2 separate regions of the Homo sapiens genome follow, and region 1 is linked to region 2. Evidence: chromatin loops called from intact Hi-C (ENCODE). Cell type or tissue: heart right ventricle. All regions are shown on one strand. Each heading gives the region's core, and the rest is flanking DNA. Links, peaks and the distances in the headings are about the cores only.

The links. A loop is a pair of places that touch in the nucleus more often than their neighbours do. Peaks named below come from ENCODE experiments on the same cell type or tissue, not always from the same donor. Only the 100,000 strongest peaks of a DNase experiment are listed, where the experiment ranks them.
Region 1: it touches region 2 in a loop (7-fold over the local background); 5 of 110 quality-filtered maps call a loop at or near these places.

What each region holds. Positions count from the first base shown.
Region 1 is chr10:92,378,871-92,384,248 of GRCh38, forward strand. No RefSeq gene overlaps it. Among named protein-coding and RNA genes, the nearest start is that of MARCHF5, 90 kb to the left of the region's middle. In heart right ventricle, for the core only: no CTCF peak of the experiment used is centred there; no DNase peak of the experiment used is centred there; H3K27ac peaks cover 1,298 bases.
Region 2 is chr10:92,427,666-92,433,043 of GRCh38, forward strand. No RefSeq gene overlaps it. Among named protein-coding and RNA genes, the nearest start is that of MARCHF5, 140 kb to the left of the region's middle. In heart right ventricle, for the core only: no CTCF peak of the experiment used is centred there; a DNase peak (open chromatin) is centred at 3,239; H3K27ac peaks cover 3,033 bases.

The DNA of each region.
Region 1 (5,378 bases), core at 79-5,078, 49 kb before region 2:
TTTTTTAAAGTCTGCCCTGCTCTAGTCTCTCTTTAATTTGATGTGCTTGCTGTAAAAACTTCAACTGAGGCCGGGCTCGGTGGCTCATGCCTGTAATCCCAGCACTTTGAGAAGCCCAGGAGGGCAGATCACCTAAGGTCAGGAGTTCGAGACCAGCCTGGCCAACATGGTGAAACCCTGTCTCTACTAAAAATACAAAAATTAGCCGGGCGTGGTGGTGGGTGCCTGTAATCCCAGCTACTTGGGAGGCTGAAACAGGAGAATTGCTTGAACCTTGGAGGCGGAGGTTGCCGTGAGCCGAGATCGTGCCACTGCACTCCAGCCTGGGCAACAGAGCAAGACTCCCTCTAAAAAAACAAACAAAAACAAAAACAAAAACAAACAAAAAAAAAACTTCAATTGATACATAAGCATATCTTCAGTCCCATTTCCCACATGTAAATCACCTCTATTCATTTTTTAATATTTCCATCATCTCTTTTAAAAATGACTAACAGCTGGGCATGGTGGTGCATATGTAGTCCCTGCTACTTGGGAGGATGAGGCAAGAGGATTGCTTAAGCCCAGGAGTTCAAGGCTGCAGTGAGCTATGACTGCGCCTGCGAATAGCCATTGCACTCCAGCCTGGGCAACATAGTGAGACCCTATCTCTTAAAAAAAAAAAAGTAAATCACAGAAGTCTTTGGGATTGTTAAACAAAAATTATGAGAAGTCATTATATTGTACTGAGCACTAGTCCCAAGCAGACCAGATCAAACCAAAATGGAGTCACTCATGCTAAATGCCACATAATCAAACTGAAACTTTAAGGTAGCAGATAGATCCCGATACAGACCAGTTTTTCTGGAAACAAGAGATCCCGGTCTGCCTTAGTCAACATAATGAAGAAGTCCCCACTGCATCAATTTATTTTTTCTATTGTTCTGTTTCCATGTTCCCACCTTACAAAACCCACTGTTCTGCTACTGCCCAAGTGAGAGCTTTGATTTTATTTTGTAGAATGGAGGCTGCCCTGACTCATGAATGACAAATAAAAGCCAATTAAATCTATAACTAAATTTGTTGGAATTTTGTCTTGTACCAGGATTAATAACTAGGTTTTGTTGGGCATTCTTCAGGTACTGCTAACTATGTGAGCCAGCAAGGGCTATGCTTCCCTTCAGCCTTAGGGGATTTCTGTTTTGTTTTGGTTGTGCTCTGGAGTCCAGGCCCCCCAAAAGGATTCTAGTTGAAGAAATGCTCAGTCCCTGCATCCCTAACACAGTTTATCCCCACTGTAGGGTGGTTTTTGGCAATGAAATATCACCTTCATTTGAATAACAGTGTACAGGGAATAAGAATTAATGTTGCAGGAAAAAATGAAATTAGGATAGGATTCTCAAGACAAGATTCTATAGATTTCTCATCAACTCTCCTTACCAAGGCAGAATAACTTTTGTACAACGTATATTTATTGTGGCTGTCTCCTTATAAAATTCATACATTCCTCTATTCCACCCACTCCCTAGATCTGCAGAAATGACAACTGTTAATAGCTTGAAGAATATTCTTCTGGTTTTTCTCTATAGAGCAAAATTTTTGTTGTTTTTCTTAATTTCCTAAATGGTATGTGCTTGTTGCAAAAACTTCAACTGATACAGAAGCTCTGAGAATGCAGGGGAAAAAAAGTGTTTTTTATATCCTCTTGCTTAACAATCACAAAAGATTTCTGTGACCAGATGTGTGGGGATTTCACCAGCCATGCATTCTGCAGTGAACACCAGCTGGCTGTCCTCTAATTCAAGTCAATTCTGACCCTACCTACCTCAAGACAGTGTTATCAAACCTAACTGGGGTCCAATCTCCTGGCACAGTAAGACCAAATAGTCACACCGAGGTTTGCAGTGAGAGAAAGGAAGGCGTTTATTTGCAGGCAACAAGCAAGGAAATCAGGTAGCTCATGCTTAAGTCCTCACCTCCCCAATGGCTTGCAGGTAAGGGTTTTTGTTTTGTTTGTTTTTTGAGATGGAGTCTCCCTCTGTGTCCCAGGCTGGAGTGCAGTGGCACGATCTCGGCTCACTGCAACCTCCGCCTCCCGGGTTCTAGCGAGTCTCCTGCCTCAGCCTCCTGAGTAGCTGGGACTACAGGCTCACACCCTCACGCCCGGCTAATTTTTGTATTTTTAGTAGAGACGGGGTTTCACCATGTTGGTCAGGCTGGTCTCGAACTCCGGATCTCAGGTGATCCACCCAACTCAGCCTCCCAAAGTGCTGGGATTATAGGCGTGAGCCACCATGCCCATCTGGCAGGGGTAAATTTTAAGAAAGCAGAAGTTACAGGTAAAATCATAAATCAATGCATGGAGGCTACACATGGGTTTTGGCCTGAAAGGGTGGGATAGCTTGCAGCAGGGGCTTACAAGTCATAGACAGACTCAAAGATTTTCTGATTTGCAATTAGTTAAGGAAGAGAAGCTTTGTTTAAAAATTTGGGGTCAGACTGGGCGCAGCGGCTCATAACTGTAATCCCAGCACTTTGGGAGGCCAACGCGAGTGAATCGCCTGAGCTCAGGAGTTCGAGGCCAGCCTGAGCAACATGACAAAACCCCATTTCTACCAAAAATCCAAAAAATTAGCCAGGCGTGCTGGCATGTGCCTGTGGTTCCAGCTACTCAGGAGGCTGAGGTGGGAGGATCGCTTGAGTCTGGGAAGCGGAGGTTGCAGTGAACTGAGATCATGCCACTGCACTCCAACCTGGGTGACAGTGAGCTGCCACATGAAAAAAAGAAAAAAAAACCGGGGTCAGGAGAAAAGAATGTTAGCTCTGGCTCACGGGTGTGACTCCCTCTAGGCCCCTCGGGAATAAATTTATAACAAAGAACAGTGGTCAGAATTCAGTCCTCAGCTCCCCATTGTCTGATGTCTGCATGCTGGCAGATCCATTCCGTGGGAGTCCACATTTCTCAAAAACAACACAGAGACATGTGTTAAGATATTATCATTAGTTTCTAAGGAAACCAAACATCCTAAAATTCTGGTGTTCTGGGCTATTGTTTTAGGCTACTATTATCTCCTTGCTTATCAACTTCTCAGGGCTTGCTGGGCGCCTGGAAATTCTCTTAAAGGAACTCAAGATTTTTCTTGATTTCCATGCTTAGGAGTGGGGTGCTCAACAGGCACCTAAGTGGGTGTTGGGGGGAGGAGGGGTCTCTGTTCCATCTCAATAGCATCAGATCACACAGGCTGAGGACTCAGTCCCACAAGACTCAGCTCCACTTGTGATGCCAATTGCAACTCCCAGGTTATTTTGCCTGTGCTTCTGACCCACCAACCTACCTCCTTGGGTTCCGTTAATTTGCTAGAGTGGCTAACAGAACTCACAGAAAACACTTAATTGTGTTTACTGGTTTATTATAAAGGATATTACAAGCTGGACGCGGTGACCCACGCCTGTAATCTCAGCACTTTGAGAGGCTGAGGCGGGTGGATTACCTGAGGTTGGGGGTTCAAAACCAGCCTGGCCAACATGGTGAAACCCTGTCTCTACTAAAAATACAAACTTAGCTGGGCGTGGTGGCACGTGCCTGTAATACCAGCTACTCGGGAGGCTAAGGCAGGAGAATCACTTGAACCCAGGGGGTGGAGGTTGCAGTGAGTGAAGATTGCACCATTGCACTCCAGCCTGGGCAACAGGAGTGAAACTCTGTCTCAAAAAATCAAAATAAAACAACAAAAAAAGGATATTACAAAGGATATAGATGAAGGGATGTATAGAGCAAGGTATGGGAGAAGGGGGAGGTTCTCGCGGGGAATCTCCACATGTTCAGCTCCCCGGAAGCTCTCTGAACCCAGTCCTTTTGAGTTCTTATGGAGACTTCATTACACAGGTGTGACTGATTAAATCATTGGCCATTGATAATCAACTCAATCTTCAGCCCTTCTCCTCTCCCCAAAGGTTGGGAGGTGCAGCTGATAAGCCTGCCTTAATCTTTCTGTGGAGCCACTTCTACCGCTGATGCTACCTAGAGGCTGTCAGCCATCAGTCAAGTTATTAGCATATAAAAAGACACACATCACTTTGAAGATTCCAAGCATTTTAGGAGTTGTATGCCAGGAAACCTGCAAAGACCAAATATATATTTCACAGTATCACAGAAGCATATCAAAATTTAAAGTGAAATTCTTCCCCTTCCACATTCTTTCTTAGAGTCAGTTTGGTGTATACCTTCCTTTCCAGACCCTTTTCTTTTTTCTTTTTTTTTTTCATGGAGTCTGGCTCTATCTCCCAGGCTGGAGTTCAGTGGCGTGATCTCGGCTCACTGCACTGCAGCCTCTGCCTCCCGGGTTCAAGCAATTCTCCTACCTCAGACCCCGAGTAGCTGGGATTACAGGCACCCGCCACCACGCCCAGTTAATTTTTTTTATTTTTAGTAGATACGGGGTTTCACCATGTTGGCCAGGCTGGTCTCAAACTCCTGACCTTAGGTGATCCGCCCACCTCAGCCTCCCAAAGTGCTAGGATTACAGGCATGAGCCACCGTGCCCAGCTTCGGCCTATAGTACCTTTTAAAGAATATATATATATATATATTTTTTTTATATAGAGACAGGGATCTCGCCATGTTGCCCAGGCTGGTCTTGAACTCCTGAGCTCAAGTGATTTGCCTGCCTTGACCTCTCAAAGTGCAGGGATTACAGGCGTGAGCCACTGTGCCTGGCCTCTTATAGTACCTTACACACATGTGCAAGCATTTCTCAAGCCTAGTATAGTGGTCATCAGAATGGACTCTGGAGTTAAACTGTCTGGGTTGAAAATACTAGCTCCAACTTCACCACTCTATAATCTTGGGCAAGTTACCAGACCTCCTTTGTACCTCAATTTCCCCATCAGTAAAGTATGAATCATAACAGTTCTTATATCATAGAATGTATGTAAGAATTAAATGACATAGAATATATAAAAAGCTTAGATCATTGCCTAGAACATCTAAGTACTCATTAAATATTGGTTCTTAATATTTATTAGTATCAGTAAGATTAATAAACATTATTATAATCGTCACTTCTCAAGAAAGCAAAAACAGGGTAAATTCAGAGAGCAGTAATTAGTTAAGAGTAATGATATCATTACCACTTATAGCCAATTATTCCACCAGACAGGTTAGTTAAGGAAAATTTATTTTAGTATGTGAAGAATTTTACATTAAGCTAGTTGCATTAGAAAATCCAAATAATTTGCATCCTAAATAACAGAGAACAGGCCTTCCAAGGCCCAGAAGGGAAGACATTAAGTGGTAATTAGAAAAATCAATCTCTTAGCTGAAAGTTTTAACAGCTTCATTTGCTCTTGTATCCCAACATTTTACCTGGTCATAAGCAGAGGCCAGAGGAAGGGAGGGG
Region 2 (5,378 bases), core at 306-5,305:
CTATTATAGACAACATATGGTTGGATTATACAGATTATACCAAATGTATAAAAGATATACATGAGGAAAACTACAAAACTGTGATGACAAAATCAAGAAGATCTAAATATTAATAAATGAGGAGATATTTCATATTCATGGACAGGATGACTCATATTGTTAAGATGTCATTTCTTCCCAACTTGATCTATAGACTCAATGCAATCCCAATCAAAATCCAAACAAGTGAGCTAAGGAGTTCGAGACCAGCCTGGGCAACATAGTGGGACCCTGTCTTTAAAAAAAATTTTTTTTTTTAATTAGCCAGGCTGGTGGTGCACACCTGTAGTCCCAGCTACTCAGGAGGCTGAGGTGGAAGGATGGCTTGAGCCCAGGAGTTTGATTGCACCACTGCACTCCAGCCTGGGCAACATAGTGAGATGCCATCTCTAAAACAAGCAGAAGAAAAAAAATTACTGCAAAAATTGATGACATTGAAAAGAGGAAAATTAACCAGGCATGGTGGCTCATGATTACCTGAGGTCAGGAGTTCGAGACCAATCTGGCCAACATGGTGAAACCTCATCTCTACTAAAAATACAAAAATTAGCTGGGCGTGATGGTGGGCACCTGTAATCCCAGCTACTTGCAAGGCTGAGGCAGGAGAATCACTTGAACTCGGGAGGCGGACGTTGCAGTGAGCCGAGATCGTGCCATTGCACTCCAGCCTGGATGACAAGAGTGAAACTCTGTCTCAAAACAAACAAACAAACAAAAAAGAGTAAAATTATAGAAGAAAAAAAATGGCACAAAGACTGACCTCTAAAGTAAACTATGGACTCTAGTTAACAATAATATATCAATACTGATTTATCAATTATAACAAATGTGCCACACTAATCCAAGATGTTAATAATAGGGATATTGCCAGGCGCCTCAGGTCTGTAATCGCAGCACTTCGGGAGGCTGAGGCAGTCTGATCACTTGAGGTCAGGAGTTTGAGACCAGCCTGGCCAATACAGTGAAACCCCACCTCTACTAAAAATACAAAAATTAGCCAGGCGTGGTGGCGGGCACCTGTAATCCTAGCACTTTGGGAGGCTGAGGCAGGAGAATTGCTTGAACCTGGGAGGTGGAGGTCACAGTGAGCCAAGATAGCTCCACTGCAATCCAGCTTGGGTGACCTAGCAAGATCCAGTCTCAAAAAAAAAAAAAAAAAAAAAAAAAAAGGGCGGGTATTCTGAAACTCTCTGTACATTCTGTTCAATTTTTCTGTAAACCTAAAACTATACTCCTCCCCCATAAAATCTATTAATTTACTTAAAAGTGAAGTTGACTTTTTAACACAAAATGGGAAAGGCTTTAGGCAGGAAAGCCACATGGTCAGATATAGGTCTTGAATAAAGCTGCCTGGAGGCAGTATGAAAAGCCATGGTGGGGTGGTAGAGTGAAGCAGAAGGGGAAAGCGTACAAAGCCTGGCATCAAAGAGTAATGCACGGTCCAAGTAGAAGAAGGTGACAGTCTCCGCTAGAATAATGAAGAAGGGAAATAGGAAGCAGGCTTGAGAAATACTTAGGGGGTCAAATAGGCAAGATGAGGTGATTGGTTTTATTTGTACAGTAAGAGAGGGAAAGGAAAAGAATGACATCCAGTTTTCTAGCATAGGTGATGGGGTGGGTAAAATTCTACTTAATTAGATCTCAAGTACCCCTTTTGTACTCTCGGATGGCACTCACCTCCATTCCTCTATCATCATAGATGGAAATATGTAATTGTGGGTTTCTTTGTTCATTTGTTTTGACACAGGGTGTTGCTCTGTTACCCAGGCTGGAGTGCAGTGGCACCTTCGCAGCTTACTGCAGGCTCAACCTCCTGGGCTTCTAGCAATCCTCCCATGTCAGCCTCCCAAGTAGCTGGGACTACAGGCACGAGCACCACACCCAGGGAATTTTTAATTTTTTTGTAGTCCCAGGGTCTCACTATGTTGCCCAGGCTGGTCTCAAACTCCCAGGCTCAAGCAATCCTCCCACCTTGGCCTCCCAAAGTGCTGGGATTGCAGGCCTGAGCCACCGTGCTGGGCCAGGCTTATTTGTTTGGTGGCAGTCTGCTTCTCTAGATTGAAAAGGCAGTGGGGTGGAACCATGTCTGGTCTTGTTCATCCTTCTATCCCAGCCCTAGCACAGTGAGTGGCACAGAGTAGGCACCTGATAAATAGTTGTCAACAAATATAGACTGTGTCAATTATACCTCAATAAATCGGGGAAAAAAATTAAAAATGGACTGAGAAAATGAGCATACAGAAAGAAAAGACAGTTTAAGAAGTTCCTTTTTGGAGCCGGGTGTGGTGGCTCACGCCTGTAATCCCAGCACTTTTGGAGGTTGAGGTGGGCGGATCATGAGGTCAGGAGTTCAAGACCAGCCTGACTAACATGGTGAAACCCCGTCTCTACTAAAAATACAAAAATTAGCGGGGCATGGTGGCATGCTCCTGTGATCCCAGCTACTTGGGAGGCTGAGGCAGGAGAATCACTTGAACCCAGGAGGCAGAGGTTGCAATGAGCTAGAGATCGAGCCACTGCACTCCAGCCTGGGCGACAGAGCGAAGACTCTGTCCCAGGAAAAAAAAAAGGAAGTTCCTTTTTGGACATGGTGAGTTTGAAATGACTGTGCAAAAGTCCAGGTGGAGATAGCCAGGAGGCAGCTGGAAATGAATTTGAGATTCAGGGAGAGATTAGGTTTGGAGATAGAAAGTGGAGAGTTAAGGCCAGGCATGGTGGCTGACGCCTGTAATTCCAGCAATTTGGGAGGCTGAGACTGGCGATCACCTGAGGTTGGGAGTTTGAGAACAGGCTAACATGGAGAAACCACATCTCTACTAAAAATACAAAATTAGCAGGCATGGTGGTGCATGCCTGTAATCCCATCTACTCGGGAGGCTGAGGCAGGAGAATTGCTTGAACCCTGGAGGCGGAGGTTGTGGGGTAAGCCGAGATTGCACCATTGCACTCCAGCCTGGGCAACAAGAGCGAAACTCCAACTTAAAAAAAAAAAGAAAAAAAAAAAGAAAGTTGAGAGTTAACAGCATGTCATAAAATAAAAGCAAGAAAGAAATGTGTAGGAGCAGACCCCAATGAAGTTCAACATTTAATGTCATTTACTTCCTCCTACTTCTTAGTCAATCACCTCTGCCTTATCCAAGTGCACTTCACTTTCCCCTGCGCTGCTTACAGGGATGGCATATGACACAGCCCCAGGGGACACATTACTATGTTGTGCTCCAGGGAGGGCCTGCCTTTGCCTTCATGACCTTTTCCAAGGTGACATCATGTGCCTATAATATCTTTTCTCCATTTGCCAACTCAGTTTTCTCCAATTCCTTAAACAGCCAGTGAATTCACGGAAATCCTCTTCCATTAAATCCTTTTGCTGCAGACCACAGAATAGCAACTATCCTGAATATTCTGACCCCTGAATAGCAAATTACCACTCTGCTGAATCAAAATGTGGAACTCTTACTCGTTCCCAGTTCTTTTTCCAATTAGATGCCTTGTTGTTTACTCTTAAAATCAACTTAGGTCTCTTTCCTTTCTTTCCTCTTTTTCCTTTCTTCCTTTCCTTCCTTTCCTTTCCTTCCCTTCCTTCCTCCCCTTCCTTCCTCTCCTTCCCTTCCTTCCCTTCCCTCCCTTTCTTCCCTCCCTCCCTTCCTTCCTTCTTTCTTTTCTCTTTTTCTTTCATCTTTCTTTCTTTTTTGAGATGAAGTCTCGCTCTGTCACCCAGGCTGGAGTGCAGTGGCACGATCTCGGCTCACTGCAACCTCCACCTCCTGGGTTCAAGTGATTCTCCTGCCTCAGCCTCCTGAGTAGCTGGGATTACAGGCACGCACCACCACACCTGGCTAATTTTTGTATTTTTAGTAGAGACGGGGTTTTACCATGTTGGCCAGGCTGGTCTGGAATGCCTGACCTCGTAATCTGCCCTCCTCAGCCTCCCAAAGTGCTGGGATTATAGACATGAGCCACCACGCCCGGCCTATTTATTTATTTTTGAAACCAGTTCTCACTCTGTCGCCCAGGCTGGAGTGCAGTGGCAAGATCATGGCTCACTGCAGCCTTGACTTACCAGACTGAATCAATCCTCCCATCTCAGCCTCTCAAGTAGCTGGGACAACAGACACGTGCCACCATGCCCGGCTAATGTTTATATTTTTTGTACAGACAGGGCCTTGCCATGTTGCCCAGGCTGGTCTTGACCTTCTGGGCTCAAACCATCTGACTACCTCAGCCTTCCAAAGTGCTGGGATTACAGGTGTGAACCACCATGCCTTACCCAAATTAGGCTTATCTTGATGCAAACACCTTGTTGTCTGTTGCTATTTGGTTTATTGTTTCTGTGTCATTGTCTGTGTGTTCGGCCATAGCAGTGATGTATGTGTCCTGATCTGGTGCTTACCCTGAAGAAATCATAGGCTGTGTCAGGTAGAGCCATGGACAGTCTGGATTATCTAGCACAGTTCTGTTGAAAATATTCATTTGATATGTCAAACTATGCATTTTGTTTTCTTTTTCTTTGTTTTATATAGAATCAGGGTCTCACTATGCTGCCCAGGCTGGTTTTGAACTCCTGGCTTCCCACCTTGGCCTCCCAAAGTGCTGGAATTACAGGTGTGAGCGACCATGCCAAACCCAAACTGTGCATTTTGGCTCAGAAAATGTTGTTAGGGCAGGAACACTTGGCAGATTTCTTGGTATTTACAATTAGGCATTTAATACATACTTTTTAGAAATAACAACAACAACAAAGGAACTTGAGCTTCTCAAGTCTTAGCTTTGTCTAAAGCCCACAGGGTCTCTTTAGAAAGGATAATGTCTAAAATCAACATTATAAATATATTTATGGGAGACTGGTTTGAGTAATAAAACTCCGGTCTCCCGCAAAAATAAATAAAAATAAATAAGTAAATATATTTATGTTCTATATGCCAACATAGCAACTTCTCAGTGATGTTCAGTAAGGGATAAATTCCTCCATTTATTAAGTGTCTAATTGTAAATACCAGGAAATCTGCCAAGTGTTCCTGCCCTAACAACATCGGAGAACAACAGGAAGCCTGATCAACAGTGGCTTTTCCCCTCATAGCAAGTGCAGGGATAGGCAGTCCCCTGTAGTCCCAGCTACTCGGGAGGCTGATCAGCATAAAAGCTGCCCATAGTCGCCATCAGGGAGGGATCCGGGCTGCTCTCACCTGTCCATTCTGTCCTTCTTAGTTACAGTGGCTTTTGTCCTCACACTTGTCATCTCATGGCCAGTGGTGGCTGCTCCACTTCTAAGTTTCATGTCCCCAGGAAGATGGTAGCAAGAATTCGGGGGTGGAGGGACAAGGGAAAAAGACACTTCTTGT